Linked DNA regions of Homo sapiens: all the other regions are linked to region 3. A link is an interaction called in ENCODE POLR2A ChIA-PET data of the cell type or tissue named here. Cell type or tissue: HepG2. All regions are shown on one strand. Region 1 overlaps DENND4C (DENN domain containing 4C). Region 2 has its middle 28 kb from the start of DENND4C. Region 3 has its middle 25 kb from the start of PLIN2.

What was found. ChIA-PET counts read pairs that join two places held together with the same protein. Peaks named below come from ENCODE experiments on the same cell type or tissue, not always from the same donor. Only the 100,000 strongest peaks of a DNase experiment are listed, where the experiment ranks them.
Region 1: POLR2A ChIA-PET joins it to region 3 with 7 read pairs; 6 of 35 experiments call an interaction of 5 or more read pairs at or near these places.
Region 2: POLR2A ChIA-PET joins it to region 3 with 5 read pairs; 3 of 35 experiments call an interaction of 5 or more read pairs at or near these places.

What each region holds. Positions count from the first base shown.
Region 1 is chr9:19,371,540-19,374,039 of GRCh38, forward strand. DENND4C (DENN domain containing 4C) reads left to right here. Exons shown (of 33, transcript NM_001330640.2): 32 at 217-281; 33 at 498-2,500. The coding sequence ends at 634. Among named protein-coding and RNA genes, the nearest start is that of RPS6, 7.4 kb to the right of the region's middle. In HepG2, no CTCF peak of the experiment used is centred here; no DNase peak of the experiment used is centred here.
Region 2 is chr9:19,201,287-19,203,786 of GRCh38, forward strand. No RefSeq gene overlaps it. Among named protein-coding and RNA genes, the nearest start is that of DENND4C, 28 kb to the right of the region's middle. RefSeq lists an enhancer at 1,160-1,678. In HepG2, no CTCF peak of the experiment used is centred here; a DNase peak (open chromatin) is centred at 1,105; H3K4me3 peaks cover 712 bases.
Region 3 is chr9:19,150,984-19,153,483 of GRCh38, forward strand. No RefSeq gene overlaps it. Among named protein-coding and RNA genes, the nearest start is that of PLIN2, 25 kb to the left of the region's middle. In HepG2, no CTCF peak of the experiment used is centred here; a DNase peak (open chromatin) is centred at 1,108.

The sequences.
Region 1 (2,500 bases), 220 kb after region 3:
AAAAATAGTACAGAATTCAATGTAGCCTTCACACAGCTTCCTCCAAATGTGACACCTCATATAACTAACTGTAATGTAATATTAAAACCAGGACATTGACATAGTTATATTACTATTAACTAGATGACAGAACTTAATGTCTTCACCATTAAAAAAAATGCATCTGTGTTTTTATGCTATTTGCCCATTGACTTTTAAAACATATTTGTTTTATAGGAGTTTATACAGAGAAATCCTCTTCTTATCATTAGTGTCTCTAGGAAGAGAGAATATTGATATTGGTAAGTTGGTTAATAAAAGATTATGAAAGGAAGTTTTACATTTTATTTTCAAAAGTAATTTTTAAAAATGTAGCTGGTATGTATAAAAGATTTAAAAGATTTCTACTTCTAAATATATAGTTCAAATACATATAATTTGACTCAATACCAATTTGAAATGAACGGCTGTTGTCTTTCTTAACAAATTACAACTTCATTTTTGAAAATTTCTTTCAGAGGCATTTGACAATGAATATGGAATTGCATACAATAGTCTGTCTTCAGAGATTCTTGAAAGGTTGCAGAAAATTGATGCTCCACCAAGTGCCAGTGTCGAGTGGTGCAGGAAGTGTTTTGGAGCGCCTCTCATTTAAATAGAGATTCACTAGAATGTTGACACACAAGGCTTGGGGATTAGATTTCATCTGGAAACATTCAAGTTTTTTTTTCCAAATCGTAAGAACTGGTGAATACGGAATTGAAGTAACTCTTGGGGACAATATATAATGAATTATGATTCATATTGCATTACCTTGAAATATGAAGTGCCATTTGAATGTCCCAGGGCTTATTAATATTGAAGATTTTCAACCCCTGAACTGCTTTTCTGCCTCTGTGGAAAACTACTTTGGGATTCTTCAGTATTTGTAGTAGTTTGATAGAAATAATGAGGAACCATATTCATTCTAGGCATTGTTTATATTTGAAGTTACTGAGTTTGAGGAATGGCAAATTAAATTTGCCTAACCCCCAAAACAAATGAAATATCTCAATTATAAAAGCAACATGGCCGGGCACGGTGGCTCAGGCCTGTAATCCCAGCACTTTGGGAGGCTGAGCAAGGTGGGTGGATCACTTGAGGCCAGGAGTTCGAGACCAGCCTGGCCAACACGGTGAGACCCTGTCTTTACTAAAAATACAAAAATTAGCCAGGCGCACCACTGTAGTCCCAGCTACTCAGGCTGAGGCAGGAGAATCGCTTGAACTGAGGCAGAGGCTACAGTGAGTGGAGATCACGCCACTGCAACTCCAGCTTGGGTGACAGAGTGAGACCGTCTCAAAAAAAAAAAAAAAAAAAAAAGAGAGCAACATATTTGTGTAAGTTTGTATATGTGTAGGGCTGTGTAGGTATGTGTATATACAGCCATATTCTAAGTGTATATTTATTAAAATAGATTGCATGTTGCAATACGGTTTTCTGAAAGGGGTCTCATTGACTATTAAATAAATGACTACTACTAAACTTGTCTGTAGTCATTAATCTTAAAATTACCTGAAAATCTGATGACAGCTGCCTTCCCTAACTTTAATGTATTAGGTTGGCACAAAATTAATTGTAGTTTTTGCCACTATTAATGGCAAAAACCGCAATTATTTTTGTACCAACATAATACACCTTTCATATTATGTATTATCTTGCTTAATGGGTTTTATCTTGATTATCCAGTTACTTCCATCCTCTTCCCAATGTTAATTTGCAATAGTTTTAAAATGGGAACAAATGAATCAATCATCAGATAGTTAAAATGAAATTAAATCAGCTGCCTAATAATTTATGGAATTCATTGGAATGTGCTTAAAATGCTAAAGTGTATGTCATTGAACATGAAATCTTTTTTCAGGCACATACATTGTTGGTATTGATGACTTTTTAAAACCTGTGGGATAAACTTGCACTGCACACGGAAGTTTTATTCTTGTATATTTAGATTTGTATGCTTGTGAGTAAAAATGTGCATTTGTAAATACTGTGTTTTTAGGTTGAATCAATTAAGTCTTAAAACTGTAAATTTATTAAGCTTGTTGCCAGTAGGTTTAAGAAAATCATGATCTCACATGCCTCACTTTGACATTTATCATGCCTTTTATTAAAAATATCCCTTAGGAACAGTAAGTTTGCCTTAACTCTCTGCATGGTTTAAAAAGCCATTGGTTTTGTGTGTGTTTACAGTAATTATGCAGATGACTAAATGAGTTGACACAGTAAAATTACTTCCATATGGTACAGTAACAACCTAACTCCCTTCTACCTGATGTAACCATTTACAAATTATAGTTATTGTACCAGTCTTTCAACATTTCAGGGTTAATCTGACCTATGCAGAATTCTAGTGTGAATTTATTGTGAAAATGCTAAATGAAACAATTTGTCAGAAATTATGTACAATTTTCATTACCTTCAAAATGGATCTTTTGCACTGTCTGAGAGTATATATTTTTGCAACTCAAGACTTGGTACT
Region 2 (2,500 bases), 50 kb after region 3:
AAAGTGCTGGGATTACAGGCATAAGCCACCACGCCCAGCCAACAGGGTTTCTTTTTGGAATGATGATAATGTTCTGGATTTAGATAGTGGAGATAGCTGCACAAGTCTGTGAATAGGCTAAAAGACATTGAATTGTACAGCTTAAATTGGAGAATTATGTGTTAAGTAAATTGTATCTCAACAAGGGTTTTTAATTTCCCAAGGCTTGGGTGAAAATCAATGGGTATAACTTTCAATATAAGAGTTGGAAAAGTATCATAAAAATGCTAACAGTGACTAGATAAGATGATGCATGTTCTATCTTTCTAAATGGAAGACATATCTTTACAATATGAGTTCCTGCCTAAGATAAAATGGGTATTTAAATATTGTATTTAAATGTTCTAAGTGTCAGACTTCCTTTCTTTAGCTTTTCCACAGATACAGAATTTTAGCTCTGGCTCAAACTCTGCATGTAAAATGAGAATAGAAAAATGTGACTCTTAAACTACAGATATTTAATAAAGACTAATTTGCAGACATCAAGGTGAAATAAAATGATTAATTTTTTAAGATATAAAGCTCATTGTTCAAATAAAATCCAAGTTCTAAAATCTTAGATTGTATGAAATGGATGTGAAATGGATGAAAGTGTTATGAATGGCGCTGCTTTGCTTGAGGTACTCCTTTATCTCCACTCCTCCAAACACAAACATATCAGGGCAGGCAGGTCTAAGCAGCTCCTTGGAGCACAGTTTAAAAGGTCTGAGGGACTCTAGCAGCCCAGTTGGCCCTAAATTGTGTAGTCTTTGGTAAGGTACAGAAACTCCATGGGCTCCTGACAGAAAACTCCTGTTTCCTATTTGTCAGATAAAGGGGGCTAAGCTACAACTCCTTGAAAGCCCTTTTCTACGGTCGAAGTCTACAATTCTATGATCCTGAAAAAGCTAAAATAAAAGCTAGTAGCCACTGGCTTCTAAAATGTTTACCAATCACCCCAGAGCTTAAGGAACAAAGATCAAAACAAGCCTTGGGCTATAATCACCTTATCCAAACCTACAAAATAAACAGCAGACTAAAAATAGAGAGGGGTAAGTCTTATTTCAAAGTGAAATGATCTGAACAAAGGGCAGCTGGTTTTCACGATCTTTCTTATCTCTTAGATAAAGTTTGTTAATGGGCCATAAATACACAAAGGGTCTGGTTGCCAAGTATCCCTGCAAAAGGGAGGAGAGGCCATATATCACTTCCTGGGGGATGGGAGGGAGTAGCATCTCAAGGAGAAGTAGCACAAAGGCCCCTCCTGAGATAGGAAACAGGCCCTGGGTCAGGCAGCTGTGGGTCCGGCAAACACCCTCAGATCTCAGAACAAGAAACCCGTTGAAGGCGGGGCACAATGGCTCCTGCCTGTAATCCCAGCACTTTGGGAGCCACAGTGAGGCTTGAAGCCAGGAGCTAGAGACCAGCCTAGGCAACATAGGGAGACCCGCCCCCCTGCATCTGTCTGTCCAAACAATTTAAAAATTAGCTGGGCACAGCTGGGCACGGTGGCTCAGGCCTGTAACCCCAGCACTTTGGGAGGCCGAGGCGGGTAGGATCACGTGAGGTCAGGAGTTCGAGACTGGCCTGGCCAACATGGTGAAACTCCATCTCTACTAAAAATACAAAAAATTAGCCGGGCGTGGTGGCAGGCGCCTTTAATCCCAGCTACTTGGGAGGCTGAGGCAGAGAGAATCGCTTGAACCCAGGAGGTGGAGGTTGCATTGAGCTGAGATTGCACCATTGTACTCCAGCCTGGGCAAAAAGAGTGAAGCTCCTTCTCAAAAACAAAACAAAACAAAAATTAGCTAGGCATAGTGGCATGCACCTCTAGTCCCAGCTCCTCGGGAGGCTGAGGTGGGAGGATGGTTTGATCCTGGGAGGTTGAGACTGCAGTGAGCTGTGATCACACCACTGCACTCCAGCCTGACGACAGAGCAAGACCCTGTCTCAAAAACAAACAAAATACATATGTGTGTGTGCGCATGCGGGCGTGTGTGTGTGTGTGTAAAACCTGTTAAAGAGCTGGGGGCTGGGTGGAACAGAGATTGTGCTGGCCAAGGTGGGGAGAAGCTATATACTATATGGAGGACAGGACAGCCCTCACACAGAAACACCTGAAGGAGCCTCAGCTGATATTCTCCTGATGACATAGTCTAACTCCTTGCACTCAAAATGGGATCAGTGGACCATCAGCACAGGCAGCATCTGTGAGTTTATTAGAAATGCAAAATCTGGCCAGGCGTGGTGGCTAATGTCTGTAATTCCAGCACTTTGGAAGGCCAAGGTGGGTGGATCACCTGAGGTCAAGAGTTCAAGACCAGCCTTGCCAACATCACGAAACCCCATCTCTACTCAAAATACAAAAAACATTAGCCGGGCATGGTGGCGCACACCTGTAATCCCAGCTACTCAGGAGGCTGAGGCAGGATAATTGCTTGAACCCAGGAGACGGAGGTTGCAGTGAGCCAAGATGGTGCCA
Region 3 (2,500 bases):
TAATGTTTTGTATTTTTAGTACAGACAGAGTTTCACCATGTTGACCAGGCTGGTCTTGAACTCCTGGCCTCAAATGATCCACCTGCCTCGGCCTCCCAAAGTGCTGGAATTACAGGTGTGAGCCAGTGTGCCTAGCCAATTGTTATTTCTATGCCTATGTAATATGCCACACAGAATCACATGTATATGAAAATATTTTTAATAAAGTATTCAAAATGATAAGCTAGTAGGAAAAAAAGATTTGCCTATCTAATGACTCAAGTTGAAATGAATTTCTGAAAACAAAGACAATATATTGCAGTGATTACAAGCATACCTACAATCACCCAGATCTATGTTTGATGACAAAATAGTATTCAACTTGTAGGAAATGCCTCTAAGAGAAAATGGGAAGGAGCCAGGAGAGGCTGGCAGGCCCATCAGACTGCGATGCAGGCCTCAACCCAAGTGAAGAAGAGAGGAAAGGAGAGAAGGGTGGGTAGAAGCACGTTACATTATAGTGTACTCTAAAGAAATTTCAGTGAGGCTGTGGGAGCACCCCAGTCATCAGAGGAGTCCCATATCTCCAAAGTATCACCCTGCCTTAATATCCCTGCCACACTCTGTCACTGGCTGAGAGTAGCCCATGGGTGTGTGGCCTCAGCTCACATGTGGTGATGGAATTCAGAAGGCAGCAGGGGCCCTCAGTCAATTGCTCCCCGCAGTTAGAAGGATATCTGAGCGGTGTATCTCATGGTCACCACACTCAGTTTTCCCCTTTAGTAAGACAGGACAAAATCCTTGCCCACTTGCCATCCAGAGAAATTGGATGACTCAGAGAAGGTAATGTCTGTAAACACTTTGTAAACTTTAAGTATGGAACAGGTAAAATATTCCTTACACAGGACTATGACCCAGTCGTGATGTGTAGCTCTTCACTCCCTATCTCTGTCTACATCCTTTAACACACACCTATGAGACCTCCAGTCTGCCTCTGGCTACCCAACCTAGATACTTCCTGAGCTCAGCCCTGTCTGGAACGCAGGAATGGAAAATACAGTCCTTTGGGTCATAGCTAAAAATGTCCTCAAATAGATCCAGCCAGCTGGCTGTGCATAGGTCAATTCAACCTCATTATGTACCACTTCAATGAAGCTGGACATTGACCTCTTTGATAACCAAGGGCCATGCACAGCAAATTCTGCAACTTAATGATTAAACTGCTTAGAAGAGAGGCAAACTATTAGACTTTGAGAGCTCTACGTTTTTATTTTGATTTTATTTATTTATTTATTTTGAGATGGACTCTTGCTCTGTCTCCCAGGCTGGAGTGCAGTGGTGTAATCTTGGCTCACTGCAACCTCTGCCTCCCAGGTTCAAGCAATTCTCCTGCCTCAGCCTTCTGAGTAGCTGGGATTACAGGTGCTTGCCACCACACCTGGCTAATTTTTCTATTTTTAGTAGAGATGAGGTTTCACCATGTTGGCCAGGCTGGTCTCGAACTCATGACCTCAAGTGATCTGCCTGCCTTGGCCTCCCAAAGTGCTGGGATTACAGGTGTGAGCCACCATACCTGGCCATAATTTTATTTATTTTTGAATAGGTAATACTTACACATGATCTGATATGCAAAACCTACAAAAGATAATACAGTGAAAAGCCTCCCTTCCATTCTGTCTTCTACTCACAAAGTTCCCCCTTGCTGGAGGCAATCAATGCTATCCTTTCTTTTCTTTTCTTTTCTTTTCTCTTTTTGTTTTTTTTTTTGAGACAGAGTCTCTGTCTGTTGCCCAGGCTGGAGTGCAGTGGCGATATCTCGGCTCACTGCAACCTCTGCCCCCCGGGTTCAAGCAATTCTCCTGCCTCAGCCTCCTGAGTAGCTGGGACTACAGGCGCATGCCACCACACCTGGCTATTTTTTTTTGTATTTTAGTAGAGACGGGGTTTCACTGTGTTGCCTAGGCTGGTTGCAAACTCCTGAGCTCAGGCAATCCACCTGCCTCGGCCTCCCAAATTGCTGGGATTACAGGCGCGAGCCACCGCACACAGCCAATGCTAACTTTTTCTTATGTATCCTTTCAGAAATATATATATATATATATATATATATAATTATTTTTTTTTTTTGGTATGTTGTCTCTCTCTGTTGCCCAGGCTGGAGTGCAGTGGTGCGATCTCGGCTCACTGCAACTTCTGCCTCCCGGGTTCAAGTGATTCTCCTGCCTCAGCCTCCTCAGTAGCTGGGATTACAGGCGCCTGCCACCACACCTGGCTAATTTTTGTATTTTTAGTACAGACAGGGTTTCACCATGTTGGCCAGGCTGGTCTTGAACTCCTGACCTCAGGTGATCTGCCCGCCTCGGCCTCCCAAAGTGCTGGGATTACAGGCGTGAGCCACCGCGCCCAGCCCTCAGAAACATTTTATGTGTATTTCTGCCTCCAAAATAATTTCTAAAATTGCTAAAAGAATGTCCCTTAGAGAGTAACTAGTGTTCAGACTGGGCTAATGTTATTTACATTC